Linked DNA regions of Homo sapiens: region 2 is linked to region 1. The links are chromatin loops, found by intact Hi-C in ENCODE. Cell type or tissue: ovary. All regions are shown on one strand. Each heading gives the region's core, and the rest is flanking DNA. Links, peaks and the distances in the headings are about the cores only. Region 1 overlaps COL19A1 (collagen type XIX alpha 1 chain). Region 2 holds the start of LOC124901339 (a long non-coding RNA gene).

The links. Hi-C counts contacts between places; a loop is a spot of excess contacts. Peaks named below come from ENCODE experiments on the same cell type or tissue, not always from the same donor. Only the 100,000 strongest peaks of a DNase experiment are listed, where the experiment ranks them.
Region 2: it touches region 1 in a loop (8-fold over the local background); 3 of 110 quality-filtered maps call a loop at or near these places.

The regions. Positions count from the first base shown.
Region 1 is chr6:70,212,275-70,217,667 of GRCh38, forward strand. It overlaps COL19A1 (collagen type XIX alpha 1 chain), which reads left to right. Exons shown (of 51, transcript NM_001858.6): 51 at 1-194. It overlaps COL9A1 (collagen type IX alpha 1 chain), which reads right to left. Exons shown (of 38, transcript NM_001851.6): 38 at 3,852-4,807. The coding sequence ends at 4,623. Among named protein-coding and RNA genes, the nearest start is that of COL9A1, 88 kb to the right of the region's middle. In ovary, for the core only: no CTCF peak of the experiment used is centred there; no DNase peak of the experiment used is centred there.
Region 2 is chr6:71,332,268-71,337,660 of GRCh38, forward strand. LOC124901339 (a long non-coding RNA gene) reads right to left here and starts at 3,813. Exons shown (of 6, transcript XR_007059640.1): 1 at 1-3,813. In ovary, for the core only: no CTCF peak of the experiment used is centred there; no DNase peak of the experiment used is centred there.

The sequences.
Region 1 (5,393 bases), core at 116-5,115:
TTGTTCTCTATCTTACCTCATCAAACTCTTTACGATTTAATTGAATATACTCATGTTAAGTGCAATGGCATTAGTTTTATTCAAAATCCCACATGGGCATAATGCTTTGAGGCCTTGATTCCTACATGTTCATTATGCATAATGAGCTTGTCACCTATCTCAGCAATAAAGGTTCTGACCCTATGTCAGGGAAATCTAAGGTGCAATTATTAAGGCCATATCTACTCTTCATCACTTGCCATGGCTGAAGCTCCACACTTCAGTCCATTTTGTTTGGTGTCAACCATGGGGATGCTCCAGAAGCACTCTTGGCTAACCATGAGCCCCACAGGTGTCCAAGGAACGTTAATTGGTCTATTGCAGGGTTCATGTTTGTACCATCATTATAGTTTTCTTTGTCACATGAATCATTGCTCAGCTTGAAATAATCAAGTTTGTCACCCATCTCCCTGGCAGTTCATAAAAAGCCTAGTCTAATTATTTCAGATGAGAATTATAAGCAGAATCAAAAGCCCAAAAGCAGGCAGTCCTTTGGGACTTTTGTCCCCCAGAGTGATCATCTCACTAAAATCATTTGAGACTTTTTGCTATAGAGGTCCCTGAGGGAGATAAGAAATAACACAATTAACTTTTCTCATCCATAGAAGCTTTTACACCATGAGTGATAAGGTAATAGGCAATAAGTAGTTAAATACATAGCAGGTTTTCTTAACAGAAATTAATTGCATCAAAACGTGCCAGAGGATTTATATGTTTACCTATACCGGGTAATAACTTACATAGTTCTTAACTATTCCTATCTTCAGGCCCCCTTTGGATAAATTAACTAGGTGCTCTCTAAAGAATGTTGTTGTCTTTTCACACACATATTTTCAACTTAAGAGACAAAATGGAATTTCAAATATATCTCAGAAAGAGAGGTAATTTGTTTGAGACAGTTTCCCTCCCTTGTTCTCTCTCCAGCTATGTTTTGATAACTTGGAGTCAAAAGTAATTTGTGAAGGCATGTTAAGCAGAGAGTTAGCATGAATTGCCATTTATTAAGACTAAAAGTAATTTTCAGTTAGCAGCATCCTCTTCCTGATAGCCAGATCAATCAAATATGTTACACTTCCTCTCGTTGATCATTTAAAGAGCACTTAAGCGTGTGTATTTACAGACAGGCATTACTACAGTCAGCCCATTTTGATTTAATAGTTCTTGAGCCATAGGTACTTTATACTGCCATGTCCTGGATCACAACTCACTAAAGAAGGCTACACAATTGAAAAGTATTTATTTTACTTTGCACAAAAGGGCTTGACCTATGTTTATTGAACACAAGTATTATTTTTAAAAAGATATTTAAAATCATTTATGTTTGTCACCCCTCTATAAACAGCAAGATTGCTAGTTTGCTAGTATTTTTTCCTTAATACTGAGTTTTCACTCCTTTTGCCAGGTTACCAGCAAATATTTTTAAGTAATTTTCTTGATATTTGGAAATCAGAATTTCTATTGGTTTTCCACCTATGTTGGTTTACTTAGTTTATTTTAGAGACAGGGTCTTGTTCTGTCGCCCAGGCTAGAGTGCAGTGGTGTGATCATAGCTCACCATGGCTTCAAACTCCTGGTCTCAAGCAATCCTCCAACCTCAGCTTCCCGAGTAGCTGGGACTACAGGTGCTCACTACCATGCCTGGCTAATTTTTAAATTTGTTTTTATTTTTACAGAGACAGGAGACTCACCGTCTTGCCCAGGCTGGTCTCGAACTCCTGGGCTCAAGCTATCCTCCCACCTTGGCCTTTCAAAGTGTTGGGATTACAGGCGTGAGCCACCATGCCCAGCCTTGGTTTACTTTTAAACTCAGAGACTGTATCTCAGAAACACTATAATCACCAAAAAATTTTAAAAACACAATAGAGGTGATCTTCTACAGCAGGAATTTATATTAAGCTTATTTCAGTTGGCAAATAAATCAGATTTTACTAATGATGTTTAAGAATAGCGATATTGGTTCAGTCAGCTTGAAATGTAAAGTATCCAAATAATCAAATCGATCATCTATCCTGATATGACTACTCATTCATATTCTTCTGCTGTGCAGAAGCCAATTACCCAAAACCATGCCAGGGAATTTATGTGCTCAGTCAGTCTCGGAAGTGATTTCCACAGTTCTTAACCAACCTGTCAGCTATTAGGGTTGAAAATCATATCATACTGCCATAGAAGCACCGGCTAGAAATAAATCAGGAATCATTTGCCCTTAATTAACATGCCAGGTTCAAACCAACTTTATTTATTTACACTCTCCTCTCCCAGTGAGTGCTCTAGTTGCCACTTTATCCAACTTTCAAAAATATCTCAGAGAGGATTTGAGATTTCTATTTTGCTAGAGAGACATGCTTGGTCAGATTCAACATTTACCAACTCTCTTTCATGGAGGGAATTTGCTGGGCTCTTTTCCTTGCAATTTCTAAGCCAAGTGTCTTCTGCTTCTGTAAACTACTTCACTTAACTGAAATTTATAACGAATTCTTCCTGCCATTTGGAATGTGGTAGTTTTGCATAATCTATTTGTAAGTGCTTGTTTCCAATGTTGCTGACTGTATCTGTGGAGCTTGTTGTACAACCTTTACATAACCAGGTTTGTAAAACAGTTGAGTGAACTGTTCTTTGAAATTTTATTTTTTTTAATTTTCTTATGAATATTATAAAACTTAGAAACATGTTTGATTATCTAATTTTTCTTTTATTGTATTTGATTATGTCACTCTAGTTAAAATAAAAGCACTTTGGTGAAAAGATAATTTCTATGCCTTTATTTAATTATGTGTCACAGCTCCTGAAAAAGTTTGCCATTTTTTTAAGGATTGTTTTAGGGAGCTATAACAGAGACCTTTATTTTCAAAAGTCATATTTGAAAAAAGGGAAAGAACATTCTTTCAGTCTATGTAAATAGCACTGATCTATATGGCAAAGTTGGAATCTTCTTAAGCAAAATTCATGCTAGAAGCATAAAACTAGATGCTGTAAGCAGTTTTAAAGAAATCCAAATACAGATTACATAATGATTGATTTAACCAAACAACTAGGACTAGAATTTAAAATGTATAAAAGTACACACGAGAAAAATATATATAAAAAATTATATTAGGGCTCACTCTCCTTTGACTTGACAGAATTTAGTTCCATAAACTAACTAAAGATACTATGTTGAGCTATTGTTTTATGCCCCAGCACAGGTTACTCACAGGCTCTGTGATATAAAATGAATATATTAAGTCTGTTGGATAGTTAAGTAGATGTTAATGAAACAGCAAGCCAATATGATTACACAGATAATAATAAAGTGCTTAAGTGGTCAGGAAATACTTGTTAAGAATACAGTGCTTTAGCTGAGCTGCATTTATAAAATTTACAAGAAATGGTGAAACATAAATCATGTTTACAATAAAGTTCTGAGTAGGAGGGAGCTAACAAGCCATTGGAATGAAGGCAGTGGTTCTTAACCTAGAAATAAAGCAAGGCTAGACTTAAAAAAGTCCACGAAATCTCTGAAATACTATACAAAAATATAGATGCGCATGCAGCTGCACATCTTTCTAGGGAATTAACATTTCGAAAAGGTCCATGAAGCTCTCTCCATACACACTAAAACACACACACACACACACACACACACATACGCATCTGTCACAGGGTAACACCCTCTGTGGAACAGCTTTTTAAATTACTTTATGTAGAAAAAACACTAATATTATAAACATACACCTATAGAACCAGTAGTTAAGTAATGTTTAATGTATCTAAATAAGCTCAGTAACTTCTTTTCATTGAACATGATTATTTATAAGAAAACATGCAAGAGATTAAGAAACCATATTTATTTCTTCTTTGGTACAACCAGAGATGTTACCTCAAACCTTTAAAATAAATAATCTCATCAATAAAATTTATGAATGCCAGAGTATTAAAATTATTTCTTTGCTTTCACATAGAAGCGCTCAAAATATTAACAGGTTTGGGGTAAAGTACATACAGTTCAACAAAAGTTCAAGGTGAAGAAGGAAACCAATACATGACGTAAAGAAATCATTTCGGGAGATGTAGCCCTTTCTTATCACTCCAGAGACAGCACATCGATGAGATTTTAAGCACCAATTCCATTGAATGTAGTGGGGTTTCTTCATAACTAGTCTAGTAATCCTCTATATAACTGAAACAATAATCTGAGAACAACTTCTAAATGAAAATAACTACTGCAACTGAGGTAAACCAAACAGTTGTTTTTGTTTATTGGCACAGTGGCCCACGATAAGACACATAGGTATAGCACACTAAAGCTCAAGATCCTGGGAACAGGAGTATAAATTTATTCAAGGGAGGTGTTTGGTTTTCTTTTTTTTTTTTTAACTGATGACTCTGCTGTCTTCCCTCCAAGGGAAAGGAAAGAGAACTTACTGAATAGCACCGTTCTTCTATATGTGATTGTCAAGTAGGACTTCTGTAATCATACTGAAGGTAATACATTGTAATCATGCTGAAGGTAATCATCTTTGCCCCAGCTTTGGATGGTGTTTCTCACCCAGGCTCCTTCACCAGGCGTGGTTCATGCAGACAGCCATGCAGCAGTAAGCCTTTCAAGGGTCAGGCCCTTTGTTAAATGCTCGCTGACCAGCCTGCATGGTGCAGGAGGCTGGCTCACAGAAACCGGGAAGCCCAGGAGGTCCCGGGGGTCCAGGCACTCCAGGAATTCCTGCCACCCCTGGGGGGCCTCGCTCACCGTCTCGGCCATTTCTGCCATAGCTGGCAGGGCCTGGGTCACCTGAAACACACAGAAGATTGCACATGTGAACAGGAGAATCCTCATTGATGCAAACTGGCAGAGGGCATGGCTCAGCAGCGCTCAGATAAGGGGTTTAACAAACGCTTTTGGAAGCGATGGATGATGACTGGTGATGATTGGTGATGATGATGATGATGATGATAATAAGATCCCTTCCTTGGACTTGGGTTTTCATGGAAATTAAAAGCAGAAAGAGACCTCAGTGTCTCTAACCCCCATTTCCATCAGTAGAGCTGCACCGTGCACCATGGTAGCCTCCAGCCACAGGTGCCTATTGAGAGCTGAAATGTGATGAGGCCAAATGGAGATGAACTAAGGATCAAACACACCTGGATTTTAAAGACTTGATATGAAAAAATGTAAAATAGTTCATTAATAATTTTTGTGTCTATTACATGATGAAATGATCTTTTGCACACAGTGGGTTAAGTAAACTATATTATTAAAATTAATGTCACTTGATTATTTTTACCTTTTTCATGTGGCTACTTGATTTAAAATCATACATGCAACTCACATTTGTGGCTCACATTATATTTCTTTTGAATGCAAGTAGCAGTATTCC
Region 2 (5,393 bases), core at 280-5,279, 1.1 Mb after region 1:
ATGCATTTCAAAGTAAAATAGAAATGACCTTCCAATTATCTGCTACTTTGAATTATTTATGATGCCACTTCCTTCTGTTTGCACATCCTACATCTGATCATGGAAAATGATTATCAGATAAAACTTTGGCATCTTCTTTCTTTATTTACAAACACTTCTTCAGCATTGGTCTTTTATTTACTACTGTGGCAGGTGTTGTGGGAGATAGGGGAGCACTGCATAAGATGTGATTATCGTTTTCTAGGTGCTTGGAACTGAACATAGGAAACAATAGAAAATAGTATGGATAAAAGAATATAAAACAGTACATAATTAAAGACAAAAATTTCATCTATGTGTATAGTGGAGGTTGAGTATAACTTATGTTAATGTGTGAGGAGCTAGGCGAAATGTGTAATTTAAATCTTGAAAGGATACAGTTGATCTGGGAAAGATAAATTTGTGGTGTGGTAGCTAGTTGATCTATGTCCAGACTATGTTCATCTAAATTACAATTTTTGCTATTCACTTGTTCCAAAAGGTAGGATAGAAGTTTATTTAGAGTCTATGTCTCTTCTTCAGTGTGCTGCTTATAAAGATTTTGTACCAGGGTCATTCTCCTTGGCCATCATCCTATGTAGCCTCACAGGAAGGTGTCACAGTTCTGCTATTTCTAAATGTCACAGGCCCAGCCCACCTGTCTACTGCCATCTTTCTACTGTGAATGTCATGAAACGCCTCTGGGAGCATAAATAACTTTATTACTAAGCTGTAAAGTAGAGCAAGTTATTAATATTGTATGAATTGCATTCAATTCACTTTTTACCTCTAATAGGGTGAGATCTCACTATATTCTGGAAAGTATATCCTTCAAACTGCTGAGTAGCATGTATTGAATTAACTGAATTAGGAAGCCCCATTGCTGCTGGAAATTTGGACTGCAAGCTTGTTTTAATAAGTTCAAGTTTACTTCTGAGATCATCATTTTCTTTAGGAATTCAATTCAATAAGGCTGCCTAACTCTGACAGTAAGTACGAGAAATTAGATTTTATTGTGAAGTATAAACAGGCCTGCAATTGATGATATAAGACTCTAAACATCATCAAGAGGCTTGTGGACTGCTTTGCTATGGGAAGTAATTGACACTGAAAGCTTTTGGAAACTGAAGTTTATAGCACTGGGCCCAAATCAATGATATTTTATTTTATTTTATTTGAGGTATTTGAATAGGGCATTAGTTGGCATGTTCTAATACCATGTGATGAAGCCCAAGTTTGGGCAAAGTATTAACCTCCTCTACAACAAACAGAAGTTAGACAAGGTTTTAAAATTACCACCAGATCTTTGAGGAACAGAGGAAGAAAGTGTTCTAGAGATACCACAAACTGAGCTTCATTTGATGTGGGTTTATTTCTCGTGGGCCACTAATAATCACATGTTAAATTTTCTCCTCCATATTTAAAGATTGAGAGTCCATCCTACCCTTTATTATAAGTTGATTAAAAAACAAGACTCTCTAAAAAACTCAAAATACTGGGTTCTAGTCCTGGATTTTCCACCAGGTCACAAGATTCTTAGCCTTTATGTGTCCAGTGACAAGAAACATGACTCGTAACCTCGGTTTGCACAATCTTCTCTCAGGAACTTCCCAGGGAATGTGCAATTTCTGGCTCACAAGCAGGGAATAAGCTGATTCATTCTTCTGCTCAAGAATGAATCTTGGAATGCAAATGAGCATGTTATAGGAATAATCAAAATGTGATCTAATTTCTGAAAAAAAGTAATAATTTTCAACTGTTACTCTTTTATTATGAGTAACAAACTACTTGTGACATATTTTCAAGCCATGGTGACCTACTGTGAACACCTGGCTGGGAACTGCCACATTTGCAGTCTGGCTGACCATGAATGAACCAGTTAATTCCTCTGTTCTTCACACTCCTTACATGTAGGCATCTTCCAGTTCTGAATTTCTACAAGTACTGTCACCCAGCAGTAACCAATCCACGTGGGGCTACTCTCTATATATTTGTATCATGAGAACATAAGAAATTGCCTTGCTTGTTAAGTCTTACAGTTCCTTTAACACCAAATTCTGAATTTGACAATGGCACAGGAATATGATTTGGAGTATGTAATTATTTTCACTGGCATTCAAATAAAGGTTTATGGCTACTCCCTTGAAAATATTCACATGTTCTTCAAGGTCCATGTTGGATCTGTCAACTATTAACACATAATGAATGCAATAATATTATGATACAAATATTAGTGTGATGTAAATACAAAATATATATCTGCAATCCTTTCCAGCCCTTGGGGCACTAGCCTGTAAGTTCCAGGAGAACCCGGACTGTCTGATTTGTTCACTGTTCCATCCTCAGAGCCTGGCACAGAAGAGATGTCCAGTAATATTACATCCAGTAATATTTTTGGGTCAATTAAAAGATTCCATAGTAATTCCTTAATATGTAAGGTAGAGGTTTTAAAATTATTATTACCCGGTCTTGTTTGTTTACACATGAAACAAACCCAGCTTTAAAGAACTCAAATAAAAAGGAAAAGATGCTGTTTGTGTGATTAATTCTAGAACAAAAGGTGTGTGCCTGGTCTTGGGAGCAACTCTCAGGGGTCCAAATCAGCAGGCTTTCTGTCTCCATCTCTCATACCTCATTTACCCCAGTGTCCTCCATAAGGTGACTCATAGTCACAGGTAGCATGTCAGTCACATTTCAGTTTCCCCATCAGAGAGGGGTTTCCTCCTTTCCTTAGTTTCAGTTTGACTCTGTTATTTTTACTCACTCTTAGCAGCAAAGGTTAGGAGACAGGGTAAAGTTCAGTAGAAGGCCTTTTGTCAAGGATTTGCTAGTTCATGTTTAAACATGGGTTAAAGAAGGTTAAAAGGGATATTTCTTAAACATTTTTATTATACCTTTAATTGATTTGCCAATCTTGTGATGTAAAGCCAGGATCTTTTTTTTAAATTATTAAACTGACACTGTTGTTTGGAGCTACAGCTTGTTCTTCTTGATAAAAACTGACCCATCCATGCATCATACTTTTCAACTGTGACTTCTTTAAAATGGAGCAAAGATTTAATGATACTTGCAATATATCTGAGTGAAGAATCCATCTGGATGTTTAAAAATTTCCCTTCAATTGTGTATAATGGTATTTCCCATAATTAATTTGTCAGGATATTTTTGTTTGTTTTGTGATTTCCTTTATCAAGTTTTCCCAAAGCTTTCAGAATACATTTCACAGAAATAAAACTTTCATTTTTGCTGTGCTCATTTTATGTTTGTTTAATATTTAATGAGATTACTTGCTTATCATAACTAGTAAAACTGTTATAAAGATGTGAGAACAAATGCAATAGACTTTTGATTACTATGCAACTCAAAAGGGGCAATTGAAGTATGCAGACATTCTGAGAGATGCTGCCTAGCCACAGTGCTCAGTGGGTCCTGGATACCTGCTGGTCTTTTTAGCAGGTGAATGAAAAGCATCTGTTGTTCTGGTGATTCACATCTAACAAAGGTAACACTGAGCAGTGTATGGGAGGGACAGATAGGCACACATACAGACACACAATGCATAATGGGGTGGTTTGCAATAAAGATATGTACTGTGAGAGAAAAGCAATTCTGCCCAAGGGTAGGATGTAAGTTGGAGCTACTTCTTTAAGAACAGCAAAGAAAAGAAAGAAAACAGCAAATACCAAAGCAGGGATGTATAAAAGAATATTACAGAGCTTGTCAGAGAGCCAAATCATGAAAGAACTCTCATTCACAATTGCTACAAAAAGAATAAAATACCTAGGAATACAGCTAACAAGGAAAGTGAAGGACCTCTTCAAGGAGGACTACAAACCACTGCTCAAGGAAATCATAGATGACACAAACAAACGGAAAAGCATTCCATGCTCATGAACAGGAAGTATCAATATCATGAAAATGTCCATACTGCCCAAAGTAATGTGTAGATTCAATGCTATTCCCATTAAACTACCCATTGACATTCTTGACAGAATTAGAAAAAACTATTTTTAAATTCACATGGAACCATAAAAAAGCCTGAATATCCAGGACAATCCTAAGCAAAAAGAACAAAGCTGGAGGGATCACACTACCCAACTTCAAACTATACTACCAGGCTACAGTAACCAAAACAGCATGGTACTGGTACAAAAACTGACATATAGACCAATGGAACAGAATAGAGAACTCAGAAATGAGACCAGAGGCCTACAATCATATGATCTTCGACAAAGCTGACAAAAACAAGCAATGAGGAAATGATTACCTTTTTAATAAATGGTGCAGGATAGATAACTGGCTAGCCATATGCAGAAAATTCAAACTGGACCCCTTCCTTACACTTTAGACAAAAATTAACTCAAGATGGATTAAAGACTTAAATGTAAAACCCAAAACTATAAAAACCTAGAAGAAAATCTAGGCAATACCATTCAGGACCTAGGCACAGGCAAAGATTTCATGACAAAAATGCCAAAAGCAATTGCAACAAAAGCAAAAATTGACAAAGGGGATCTAATTAAACTAAAGAGCTTCCACACAGCAAAATAAACTATCAGAGTGAACAGACAACCTACAGAATGGGAGAAAATTTTTGCTATCTATCCATCTGAAAAAGGTCTACTATCTAGAGTCTACAAGGAACTTAACAAATTTACAAGAAAAAAAAACATTAAAAAGTTAACAAAGGACATGAACATACATTTCTCAAAAGAAAACATTCATGTGGCCAAAAAACATATGAAAAAAAGCTCAACGTCACTGGTCATTAGAGAAATGTAAATCAAAACCACAATGAGATATCATCTAGTGCCAGTCAGAATGGCTCTCATTAAAATGTCAAGAAACAACAGACTCTGGTGAAGTTGCAGAGAAAAAGGAATGCTTTGACACTGCCGGTGGGAATGTAAATTAGTTCAACCATTGTGAAAATAGTGTGGTGATTCCTCAAAGACCTAGAGGCAGAAATATCATTTGACCCAGCAATCTCATTACTGGGTATATACCCAAGGAAATATAAATCATTCTATATTCTATAAATCATGCGCTTGTATGTTCACTGCAGCACTATTCACAATACCAAAGACATGGAGTTAATCCAAATGTCCATCACTGATAGACTGGATAAAGAAAATGTGGTACATATACACCATGGATTGCTAGGCAGCCATAAAAAGGAACGAGGTCATGTCCTTTGCAGGGGCATGGATGGAGGTGGAAGCTGTTATCCTTAGCAAACTAACACAGGAACAGAAAACCAAACACTGCATGTTCTTACTTATAAATAGGCACTGAACAATAAGAACAATGGACACAGGGTGGGGAACAACACACATTGGTGCCTGTGTGGTGGGAGGGGGGACAGGAGAGCATCA